2 separate regions of the Homo sapiens genome follow, and region 2 is linked to region 1. The links are chromatin contacts, found by Hi-C or POLR2A ChIA-PET in ENCODE. All regions are on one chromosome and are shown on one strand. The core of a region is the stretch at or near the end of the contact, and the rest is flanking DNA. Distances in the headings are between cores, read along the strand shown. Region 1 holds the start of NDUFA8 (NADH:ubiquinone oxidoreductase subunit A8). Region 2 overlaps MRRF (mitochondrial ribosome recycling factor).

Region 1 (6,406 bases), core at 949-3,448:
TAACAAGTGAAAAACTGCTGACTTCTTGCTAGTTATGGGAAATTGGGAAGCCCTGTTCAGGTCTGGGAATCCCTATCGTGGTTACAGAGGTACCAGACAACCTCAAGCAAAGCCCAAATTCCTAGGGCCAAAGCATGGAAATGGCTGATTCAGCACACAAACCCAATGAAAATACACAGAAGGCCAAAGGCAAATGGTTGAAAGCCTTCCGTCTTTTACCTTGTCTGTGTGTTTCTCTCTCACCCATATACAGCCCATCGAAAATTAATGTAGTTTCTCAACTTTTTGTGCCTAAAATGCCCAATACCCCATCTCTATCTGCCAAAATTCTACCACCTTCACTGTAGCAGAGCCTTGTGAAAAGTAAGAATGTGGTTTGGACAGAGGATTGGGTTCAAATCCTGACTCTGTTACTTCCTAGCTGTGTATCCATAATGGTGGGCCAGTCATTTTGCTTCTCCTAACTTCTGTTCCTTTATTTGCAAGGTCAGCCTGAACTATCTCACTGAGTAGTGAGAGGGAGTACACACCAAGCACCTCTGCCACTTACCTGCTGAGTAGGATAAGTGTCTCAAGCCCTGTAAGGGTCACCTTTCTTACCTGGAAAGATAATAACATCTTCCTTGCAAAATTGATGTAATGATTAGAGAGATAGCATCCCATAGCATTCCTACCACCCTCTCTAGGAATCTATCTCCTATCCCTGTCCAGACCACAGATCCCTCTTTCCTATTAACTCAGAATGCCCTGGAATTCCACCAACTTGTGAATACAGAGCCCCAAGGTGGGAGTGCTTCACAGTCCCGACAACTAGCACTGGTTCAGCAAACCACTTCATATCGTCCAGCCTTGGTTTCCTCAGCTATAAAAACAGAGATTCCACTTTCTTCATCCAGGGTGGTTGGCAAAAAAGAGTGGCCACCTCTGTGTTTCCTCTGCTTCTCTCTACTACAGCTCTTACCACACTGAATCGCAGTTATCTGTTATGTCTACTTGTCGCATCATGTTTGAATGAACTTTCTGAAGACAGGGATTGTGCCCAGAGTCAATTACAGGGCCTGGTACTCGGTAGCCACTCAACATTGTTGAATTGCTGGGCACGGTGGCTCATGCAAGAGGATCACTTGAGCCCAGGAGTATGAGACCAGCTTGGACAACATAGCAAGATGCCGTCTCTACAAAAGGCGTTGAAAAATTTGCTGGGGGTAGTGGTGCACACCGGTAGTCTCAGCTACTTGGGAGGCTGAGGTGGGAAGATTGTTTGAGCCTAGGGGGTTGAGGCTGCAGTAAGCAGTGAACAGGCCACTGCACTCCAGCCAGGGCAACAGAGCGAGATCTTGTCTGAAAATAAAACAAAAACGAGAGAGAAAGAAAGAAAGAGAGGAAGGTAGGAAGGAAGGAAGGAAGGAAAAAAGGAAGGAAGGAAGGAAGGAAAAGAAAAGAAAAAAAAACTGTTGAATTGTTTTTTACTACTAGTCCACTACAGTGATTTGTGTATATAATCCTCTATAATAATCCCTAGATCGTGAACTCCTCCTGGAAGGAAGCGACCGTGTAGATTCAGATTAGCCAGTCTCTCTTCCCTAATCTTCGTGTTTGTTTTTATAGCATTTACCATTATCTGTAATTATTTTATCACTTATTTGTTTATTGGCAATACATCTCCAACTGGATTATAAACTCCATAAGAGCAAGGATCTTGACATTTTAAATATTCTTATTCCTATGTTTAAAACTGGCAGATAGCACACACACACAGTCAATGCACACACACATATAAGTATATATGGAATGAATGCATCTTAGCTTTGCTGCTTATTAGATATGGTCCTTGAAAAAATTACTCGGGCAAGTTTGTGAAAGTGCCTGGCACAAGGTGTTTCGCAGAAGCAAAAAGCCGTCTTTTTCCAGTCACAGCTATTCAAGGTATAGTAAGTGAATCAAATGAGCCCCTTACCTCCCATCTACATATTCCCCGATATATTTGCTCCCTGTGTACTCCATGGCGCCTGTTTTTAGCTTCCAGCTGTTAGGATCCGGAGTCTCAGTGGATACGGCATCACTATGACAACCTGGAGGGGTGGGCGGAGCCGAATCGAAGCCCCACCCCGCTGGAGGCTGAAAAGTTCTTGGTATTGCGCACGCTCCCTCGCTCGTGGTTGGGCAGGGCAATACGCCTGCGTGTTGCCGGATGCGCATGCGCAGGCGCCGTGTGGCACTCGGCGGTCGAAAGGGGAGTTCAAGGAGACGGGGGCGACGCGGCTGAGGGCTTCTCGTCGGGGTCGGGGCTGCAGCCGTCATGCCGGGGATAGTGGAGCTGCCCACTCTAGAGGAGCTGAAAGTAGATGAGGTGAGGCTATCCGGAGGACAGGCAAGGGAGACATGGGGCTGCGGCTTCTCGGGCCTGGGCCTAGCCCCCCTTGGGCTCCGCGGATCCTGGGACCCGGGCCCCCCTCCCCAGTCCTCCAACGCATATACAGGTCGACCCCCGGAGGTCCCCTCCGCAGCTTTGGGAGTCGCCTCCCCTCTCTACCCCACCCTGTCGCATCTTGCAGTGGCTCTAGAATCCTCCCCCTTTCGCCCTCCACAGCGACCTATTTCTCCTTCCGTGAATAATAGTGATACATTTTATTAAGCACCAACCAGTCATTTTACTTAGCTTATGTCGCTTAATCCTCAAACTTGCATGCGAGGTGAGTATACAACCCTAGGGGCTCACAGTCGAGGGAGACGGTCATCTACCTTAAAGTGGTATCACCGGTGCAGAGTGCATAGAGTGGGGTGACGAAGCCGCGGGAAAATGAGACAATATTGGAGCGTGCATCTACTCACAGCCTTGGGAAGGTGTTTGGTAACAGGACCCATTTAAAGCATTCGTTTATTCAAGAGATATCATTTCAGTAATTAACGTGTACACATAACGCTGGAAGAGATATACTTCGTGCTTTCATGGACTTTACAATCCAGTAGGGAGACAGACACATAAAGAGGCAGTCACAGTACAATGTAGTTAGTGCTGTGAGGAGTGAAGTAGAAACATACCCTACTAATTATAGCTAACATGATCAAGTCCTTTCTAGATACCAGGCAGGATGCTAATTACTTTCCATGCATTAATTCATTGAATCCTCCCAGCAACACTATAAGGTAGGATATATATATATATACACACACATACACATATATATACACACACACAATTGGTGTGTATATATATATACCATATATATATATACACAATTGGTGTATATATATATATGTATATACCATATATATATACACACACACAATTGGTCATATATATATATATACACACACACACACAATTGGTCGTAGCGTTATAAATAAGGAATTAGTCCCCGAGAGTAGAAATGATTTGCCCAAGGTCACGGAGCTCGTAAGTAATAGAGCTGGAAGTGAACCCAAGTCTGATTTTAAAACCAATGCTTTTCCACTATATTATGGGTGAAAACTCACAAGAATGAGACGGCCTAGCAGAACTTGTGTGTTTAGGGAGCCAAGTACAGTTTGATGTGACCCTAGTGGTGGTGGTGGGAAGCAGCAGGTGCTGAGCCTGGAGAGGCAACTTGGGCTGAGATAGGACTTGGAAGCAGCTTCTACAAGGCCAGACCAAACAGTTTGGACTTGATCCAGTAAGGGAGGTGGTGGGAAGAGTGGAAGGTTTTAAGGCAGAGGAGTGTCATGGCAGGGCTGGATAGTAGAACAGGCTATATTAAAGGAGAGGAAGGCCAAGACTAGAAATGATGTACCAGCAATGATATACCCGGCACTATGTTAAGTGTTTTGTTTGTTTGTTTTGTTGTTTTTGAGAGTCTCGCTCTGTTGCCCAGGCTGGAGTGCAGTGGCGCGATATTGGCCCACTGCAACCTCCGCCTCCCGGGTTCAAGCGATTCTGCTGCCTCAGCCTCCCGAGTAACTGCGACTACAGGCGCTCATCACCACACCCGGCTAATATTGTGTATTTTTAGTAGAGACGGGGTTTCACCGTGTTAGCCAGGATGGTTTCGATCTCCTGACCTCGTAATCTGCCTGCCTCGGCCTCCCAAAGTGCTGGGATTACAGGCGTGAGCCACCGCGCCTGGCCGTATGTTAAGTCTTCTACCTGCAATGCTTCATTTAATCTTAGATGCCTGTGAGAGTGGCAACTGTTATTTTCCTCAGAGGAAGAAATTATTAGCTATGTTCAGGGACTTTATTATATTAAAGTGACATTTACTCTGAGGTGGCAGAGGGGAGCTGCCATGTGGCCCCCACTCTTTTGTTCCCCCCGGCGAACCACCCCCCTGCCCCCACCCCATGTAGCTGGGTTAATCTTGAGTTGCTGTATTTCTTGTTGCAATTTTTATTAGGTTCAACAAACATCTGAAGTTCTACTTCATACAACTGATGTATCTGAAATACATTTGCCTTTAGTCTTCACACAATTGAATGAACATACGAATAATTACATAAATAACTAAAATACAAGACAAGGTGTGATTAAATACTATGAAAGGGGGAAGATGTGGTTTAGGAAAAGATTTGAAGTTGTATCTAAATTCTAGGCCTACCTGCCGGTCACCTTGATTACTTGATTTTAGCATTTGCAGACATGGTTATTTGTAAGATGAGGTGATCCCAGCTATAAAATTCTCTGAAACTATAAAGGGAATAGAGAAAGCACTTTTTGGACATAATGTAAGACATGACTAAATGGCATATGAAGAATGGCATTTATGGGCGGAGATGAAGAGAAGACCCCTCTAAGTGAGGGTAGGGTCTGAGCAAAAGTAAGGAGATGGGAAAATGCAGAGAGTCAAAAAGGAGTTCAGTGTTTTGAGAGAACAGTAAATAGTCAGTCCCTTTTTGAAATGTTGTGGTGAGAAGGGTGGAAAGATAGTTTGGGTCCAGAAGCCTTTCAGTACCCGTTAAGAAGTTTAGGCTTTATTCTGCTGTTAAGGCTGAATGAGAGTTTGGTTGCTAATATAATAGCAGAGTAAAATAAGAATTGTCATTTAGGGAGATCACGGTAGCAGCTGTGTGAAGAATGGATTGAAGAAAGAAAAAGAAAAGCAGGGAGACTAGTCTCAGTGGCTCTTAAAATTATTGAGAAAGATGTTAATGATCCCAGTGTAATTGGTGCTTACAGAGACTGTGCTTACAGAGAGCAAAGAACAAGTATATCTAGAATTGATCAGACTTAGCAATGGATTAGATATTGGAGGTAGGGAAGGTTGAAGAATCAAAGTCAGATTTGCAGCGTGGCAATAGTACTGGTGAAGCCAGAAAAAGGAGCCCGTTTGGAGAGCGAGTTAAATACATTTTGGACCTCATTGGCTTAGGAGTTATGACACATCCCCATTGAAAAAGCAGTCAGAAGCTTTGGACTGGAAAGTCCTTGGACACATTTGATAATTTTGAGTAAAAATAAAAATAGCTAATATTTATGGTGTGCTTTCGATGTGATAGGCACTGTTCTTATTATTTTTATATATATTAACTCATTTAATCTTCATAACAGTTCTATTAAGTACTATTCTCTGTTTTACATAAATTTAGGAAAACTCAAGGCATGGTATAAATAAAGTACTATAAAAAGAGGTACAGACGTAGTTTAAGGAGACAAGGACAGGACTAGAAGGTTGATTGGCTCTAGATGGTGACTTTGTCTCAGTTTCCACACCTGCAGACTGTGTAGCCCTGCTGTGCAATGAGGCTGTTGTGAGAATAAATGAGAAGGATGTTGAAATTCTGTGTTGTTTGAGACAAAGAGATCTGAATGAATTTGAGACGGTATTCATGGTAAACAGCTGTGAAAGGATGTTGTTTCTGTTGGAATTCATCAGTCTCAGTGAAGAAGCAGGTGAGGGGATATGGTGACATCTCAGGCTCATCCACCTCAGTGATGGTGATATAATGGGAAGAAGCCTGGTTGGAGGTCACAATCTCTGTGTTCTAGTTCTGGGGTTGCCACTGACTCACTGTGTTGTCTCTAGCACATCCCTCTTTTTCATTAATTACGAAACAGACTCAATGTCTTCCTTTATTTTCCTGTGACAGGGATGGTGTTTTATATGCTCAGCAACATGTGTATACCTTCATTTTGATAAGATTTCCACATTTGTAGGGAAATAAATAATGCGTCAGTCTTTTTGGGCCGTATAGTTTTGGGCCTTTGAATAATTGAATCAGCCAGTTAAAGCTCTTTTAAGGCATATGACAAGTAAATATAACTGACTTAATTATTAAAATATATTAAGCTTTTAAAAAAGTTTGAGTGTTAGTTTTTATTCTCCTAGCTGTTTATAGGTAATAAAACAAGCAAATGTGTGCCAGTTTACCTAAATAAATTCTTTTATTTTCAAAAACTTTAATATGAAAACTTTACAGATTTTAAACATAAATT
Region 2 (6,429 bases), core at 3,768-6,267, 130 kb before region 1:
TTGGCCTAACGGTATAGTAGGGTATTTGTTGGTTTCCTTCCAAGGACAACCACCCCGTTTCATCAAAATATGTGAATTTCAGCCAAACTTACTGGGGAATGGGTACCCGAATTAGCGTCCCTTCCACTTCTGGGTTCAGATTCATTCCACTTTCTCTTATAGCCTTGATAGCTGCAGCTGTACACTGAAAACCAGATCAAAAGGTAAACAGAATTAGTAAATAATTATTACCAGATGCAAGCCCTCTGTCGATAACTGGCAACCCATCTTGGCAGAACATGGAAACATTTAGTTCTGTTACCAGTAAGATCAGGAAGTTACATTGGTGTAGAGTGCTTTGATCAAGCTGAATAGCAAACTATGTCCACTCCTGGTACCACTGTACTGCAGGAGGAAAAAAAGAAAGAAGAAAAAATAAAAAGAAAACAGCTCTGCCTCTTTGAAAAGATTTCAATGGTTTGAGGCAACACAGATCAAAACCACAATAAATCCTCAAGGGAGGGGGGCTGGTCTCTGCAAAGATTGGTGTAAAGACAGATGAAAGATTTCATACGTAAAAAAATCCAGTTGACATTTTACACTCAAAATATACCAGTGCCGATTTGGAATGAGTAAATAAATTTAACTCATTCGCATCTGCACTCACACCAAACTCACTCATATTTTGGAATGAGCAATGAATCTCTGCTGGTATATGCTCCCGCAAAGGTAGTGTGGTATACTAGCTTAAAGCATGGGCTTTGGAGTCAGAAAGATCTCAGTTCACATCCCAGCTCTGGTAACCATGTGACCCTGGGCATATGCTTGACCTCTCTGAACCTATATTTCATCATCTGAGACCATGTGGTCCCTAAACCTCAGAGAGGTAGTGAAATAACATGAGCGATGCATCTTGCTCTGTGCCTGGGACATAGTAATACTCAGGCAAGGGCAGTTATATGAACATATTATATACATTTATTATATAAAGGTAAGAATGCATAAAACTCTCAAACAAGGTGGAGTTGATGTCTTCATGTAGCTGATGTACTGCTAACCTGCCCAACATCCTTCAGGGGTTTCTCTGACAGTTTGCTCACTAATGTGCCAGCTGGCACACTGGCACACCCATTTCCCAAAGTGCCTCACCTCACACTCAAGCAACATTATAACTATACCTTGTATGCAATCCTAGAGATCCTTTCATTGGCATGACAATGTGGAACTCATGAAAACAAAGCCTCTGACATTTTCAAAGAATTTTAGGCTTGACCGGAGACAATCCACATCACTTGGATTCAAAGGCCAATTCCTGCACTTGAGCTCCTCCTAGACTTTCTAATTTAAATGAATGGCGGTTGATATACACCTATTTTACTTTTCTGGGTTCTCTGCCCATAAAACTCATTCATTTCATTTTTAAATAACCTTACTGCTACGGCTACCTGAGGTGTTACTATAAGGTCACAAAGACAAACCAGAACTTCCACATACACATGAAGAATCCTCTTGGGAGGCTGTACACAGAATCTAACATTGTGGCCACTACCTAAAATAGTACATTCTTAAAATAGTACCTCTGGCCACAGATTATTAGAGCTGGAAGGGATTTCTGACATAACCAAGTCTCTTCATTATGTGAAGAGGAACTTGTAGAATAGGGTCACACCCCCAAGAGTAGACATGGTCTTCCCTGACAGCCCAAGAGAGATGGTTTGAGGACTCCCATCCATCAAACTTCCAGTTACTGGCAGAGTTAAGAGGAGACTGAATAGGGATTTAATCCAATGATGCTGCTCTACCTTTACTTTTTTCCAGATCCCCAAGCTCAATGCATTCAGTAATTATAACATTAAGGATTTGATTTTTCTTTTCTTTTTCTTTTTTCTTTTTTTTTTTTGAGACAGGGTCTCACTCTGTCACTCAGGCTTGAGGGCAGTGGCATAATCACGGCTCACTGCAGCCTTGACCTCCCAGGCTCAGGTGACTCTCCACCTCAGCCTCCCAAGTAGCTGCAGGAGGAAAAAAAGAAAGAAGAGCTGGGACTACAGGTCTGCACCACCATGCCTGGCTAATTTTTGTATTTTTTATAGAGATGGAGTCTCACCATGTTGCCCAAGCTGGTCTCAAACTCCTGGGCTCAAGCGATCCACCCACCTCAGCCTCCCAGAGTACTGGGATTTTATAAGCATGAGCCACCACGCCTTGCCTGATATTTTTCTTAAATAGCCAAATTTAATTTGGAATTATGTTTGCGGTATAAAGGTTATACTCAAGGTAATAAAAGAGCTGAAAAAAGAAATAAAATTAATTTTTCTCTGCAAAAGAAATGCCATCTTCCTTAAAAAAAAAAAAACAGATTCTAAAGTTAACAATAAAGAGAGAATCTCCATTGTGAAGGGGTAGTCCATTCTTAAGTCTTTCAATCCTCTACTATAGCTTCTCATGAATGACTGATAATCACTACTGTAACACCCCATCACCACTACCTCCCTTTCACAAGCTGACCCAAGTGTTTCCATACAACCTTCCCCTACAGGCACTAGGGCACCGACTACTGACACCAAGCTGGGCAGGAACTATGCTTCAATATTTACATCTTCCCAGTACAAGTTAGAGTGCCAGGTACATGGTAAGTGCTCAGTAAAAGCTTGTTGATTGAATATATTAGTGATCTGGTTCAGATGTATTAGAAAAACTCACTTCCTTTACCTCATGTATAAATGGCTCAAAATCTTATTTTATACTTAAACTTTTCTGTATCTTTTCATATGCAGAAAAATCATGAATCAAAGTTTCATTTTACAAAGAAACCTACTGAATTCTACATGTATTTTCCTTTGACATGGTAGGACACAGAACCTCAGGGAATTAGTCATGTTCTCATATGACATCTGAAAAACTCTTTAGTTCAGACTAAAGGGGCATACATTCCTATAGACTTTCCATCTCTTATGCATCATCCCTTCACGGAAAGGATGCTCGACAGTATCACAGGGCAAACAGGTTGCTCTCAAATGATGACATAACTAACTGGTTGTGGCTGCTTGGAGTAGAGTGTTGAGAAAAATCACAAATCTCATCTGGGCGTCAGGCAGAGAAGAGTGATGTGATCAATTAGTAGTGTCTGCCTTTGTTATTCTAAGCTAATCTGTGCTAAATAGCAACAACAACAAAAAAATAAGACTTTTGTAGACAGGTGAACAAGTCCTTGAGAATTTAAATTCAAGTCAACTCTGCTAGTGCCATATCAATTACTGGCCTTCCATTTTCTTCATATCCCAGTAAGTCCTTAGAATGTAGTCTATGAAAGTAGACACATAGTCTGTCTTAATAATCAGTGAATTCCCAGCACCTCAAATAGAAACTAATCACTTGCAAGGACTCAAAAAATATGTGCTGAATTAACAAACGAATGGTGAAAGGAGCACAGGCTTTTTCACATCCAACAGAGATATGTTCAAATCCTGGCTCTGTCACAACAGTGTAAACCTAGTGGAAATATTTTACTGCTTTGAGTCTCAGTTTCCTCATCTATAAAATGAAATAAATAATGCCTAATTTTACAGAGTACCTGTACTGATCATAGGAAACAAAACATGAGAAAGAGACTAGCAACAAAGCAGACAATCAATACACATTCATTTTCTTCCTTCCGCAAGAGCAATAATGGTGCCTGCAGAGTTGTGCGTGGTTTTTTATTTTTATTTTTTTTCATTTGGCTTGTTTTGTTCAAATCATGCTGTGGTTTTTATTCCCTTCTTTTCTTTCCCATCATTAACTCTAGCTGCAGGCAAGTTTATGGAAGGCAGCAACTATGTGTATCATTTATCAAGCAGGACACATGTTAAACAAATGCAACACAGTTTTCTGTCTTCAATGCATTCAAAAAGATCATGCATGTAAATCTGCATCGTGTCACTACAGCATGACACGGAAATGCTCAGGTTTGGAAAGAAAGCCAACTGTATGTGAAACAGAAATTACATAAACACAGGATTAGCTCAGCATTTTAAAGCTATGAACCTGGGTACTCTACGGTCAGCTTCGAAGCTGGAGGAAGGAAATCTTTAGTTAGAGCTATTTGTTTAATATATACAACAGACGAGATAAAGGAATTCAAAAGACAATGTAACTCACACTTCCTCATTCTGTTCCTGTAAATGAACCTCTCTACTGATATACTTGTAAGGATTTTTTCAAAACCCATGGAATTTCAACTTGAACAAATGGCAAAGATGTCTGAGTTGAAAAATGAAGATATACCCCAACTTCCTAAGAAAAAATTAAGCTGTTAATATCTCCTCCTGCTTCATAAGATGCTCTGGTGGCCAATCAGGTGCTTCTTCTGTGAATGCCATTTGCTATTTAATAAAAGAAGTGGCTGGCTCTGAAAAGCAATCTGCCTGATGAGGTCTTCAAGCTGTGTAATTAGGAGGCTATTCCCTAAATTGGCCCACAGTGCCTACGGGATTAGATGAACAAGGAGGAGAGGCCTCAGTGGTTCAGAGGGGCCCAGAAAGAGAAACAGTTGACAGTTCCCTTTTCATCAATTTCTCTGTTCCTCACTAACATCAGAAATGAGTGCCTCCCTTTTATCAACCTAATAACAGGTATTCATCCATTCAAGGAAAATTTACCAAATGGTGCCATGTGCCAGGCACTGTTTGGTGTTGGACACAATGAGCAAATTAGACATTCCTACATTCCAAGCTTACACTCTAGTAAAAGTGAGATGAAAAATAAATGTGTACACAAATGTACACTAGTAATAAGTGCAATAAAGAAAAAGAATTGTGCTGTATAGGAGAACTTAGTGTGGAAGAATAATTTAGATTGGAGAGGTCAGGAAAGGCTTCCTTAAGAAAGTGACGTTTAAGCCATGATCCAAAATATAAGTAGCAATTAGCCATGCAACAGTGTTCCATGCAATGGGAACAGGATATGCAAAGGCTCTAAGGATGCAAAGGGTTTGGTGTGTTTGAGGAACTGAAAGACCAATGTGGCTAAAGCATTGTACAAGGATGACAGTGGCACAAGACTGGCAAAACTGAAAAAACAGAGGCAAGATCAAGCAAAGCCATCTAGGCCATAATGAAGATTTTGGACTGTTTCTTGGCCACAGTGAGGATTTTGGACTGTTTCTTAAAGATTGCTAGAAGCCACCAATAAAGGCAAAGCATGGGAATGACAACTGACAAAATCTTTTATACATATATTTTTTTTTCCTTGTTTATTTAAGATACAAGGTCTTGCTCTGTCACCCAGGCTGCAGTGCAGTGGCATGATCATAGCTCACTGCAGCTTCAAACTCCCGGACTCAAGCGGTCCTTCCACTGCAGTTTCCTGAGTAGCTAGCACTACAGGTGTGTGCCATCACACCTCACTAATTTTTTTATTTTTGAAATTTTTGTAGAGCCAGGGTTTCACTATGTTGCCCTGGCTGGTCTTGAACTCCTGGCTTCAAGTGATCCTCTAACCTTAACCTCCCAAAGTGCTGGGATTACAGGCATGAGCCACCACGCCTGGCACAATATATATTTTTCAAAAACTCATTCTGGTTATAGTATGGAGAATGGAGTAGGGGAGTGGTAACAGCACACCCACAGGTGTGCCTGGCCCATTAGCTATCAGAGCCCTTTGATTTGAAACAGTGTGTTCACAGCAAGGGCTTTCCCTTTCTCCTATCTCTAGCCTAGTTTGTCAAATACAACAGGTCCAACCTTGGTCTATGACTTTGGAATACAACTACTGAAATAGACAATAAGAACAGGAGGATTCCTTCACCTTATATTAGCAGATGAGGAAATGGAGGCCCAGAGAGTGAAGCAACTTGCCCAAGGTCAAACAGCCAGTTGGTGGTAGAGATGGGACCGGATTCCAGGTACTCTAAGACTCCTAATCCAGGCCAATTCCTAGTGGACCAATAACAAAAAGCCCAATTACCTTCTTCAACTACACTTAAAATCATAAAGCTTCAAAGATGCAATGACCTAATACAACCCACCTTCCAGTTTTGGAAGCACTGTGCTCCATGCAATATTCTGCAATGGTCAGTCTAGTATAAAAGGACTTCCTGGAGGGTCTGCTCCAAATACTAATGCAGAGGTCACAAATTGGTGGCCCTCAGGCCACATTTGGCCCATTAAAGTATTGTTTTATTTGCTTCATAGTCTTTAAAAAAAAAACTCAATTAGTCATCAACATTTACAGAATAAAGATGTCACATAAAAATTTGTGTTACTAGCTTCTTCTGGAAATAAAAATCGTAGTATCAGGTAACACTGATTACCAGGCCTACATTGTGCCTGGCAATGATCAGCAGGAGCTGGGCAGAGGCATTCCACTCACACAAGGTACAGGCTCTCCAGCTCACCAGAGCCTTTTCACGCTGGCCAAGCACCAATCACTGCATCTCCAGTATTGTTTTTCTTAGATGGGACCCGTTTG

The links. Hi-C counts contacts between places; a loop is a spot of excess contacts on that map. ChIA-PET counts read pairs that join two places held with the same protein, here RNA polymerase II (POLR2A). Pooled maps may share reads with other maps.
Region 2: a loop to region 1 is called in a pooled map, with 2.2 times the contacts of the local background. The contact joins the enhancer-like site here to the promoter of NDUFA8 in region 1. A Hi-C loop is called at or near these places in 1 of 168 maps with a recorded cell type or tissue (esophagus muscularis mucosa) and 1 of 50 pooled maps. POLR2A ChIA-PET finds 5 or more read pairs at or near these places in 3 of 52 experiments (HEK293T, activated CD4-positive, alpha-beta T cell and activated T-cell).

What each region holds. Positions count from the first base shown.
Region 1 is chr9:122,155,571-122,161,976 of GRCh38, reverse strand. NDUFA8 (NADH:ubiquinone oxidoreductase subunit A8) reads left to right here and starts at 2,198. Exons shown (of 4, transcript NM_014222.3): 1 at 2,198-2,350. The coding sequence starts at 2,300. It overlaps MORN5 (MORN repeat containing 5), which reads right to left and starts at 2,069. Exons shown (of 5, transcript NM_198469.4): 1 at 1,958-2,069. The coding sequence starts at 2,004. RefSeq lists an enhancer at 1,993-2,287.
Region 2 is chr9:122,285,504-122,291,932 of GRCh38, reverse strand. It overlaps MRRF (mitochondrial ribosome recycling factor), which reads right to left. Exons shown (of 7, transcript NM_138777.5): 5 at 93-184. Among named protein-coding and RNA genes, the nearest start is that of MRRF, 24 kb to the right of the region's middle. Within about 2 kb of position 5,017, at least 2 of the 41 ENCODE cell types and tissues checked have a DNase peak (open chromatin) inside an H3K27ac peak, as active enhancers do.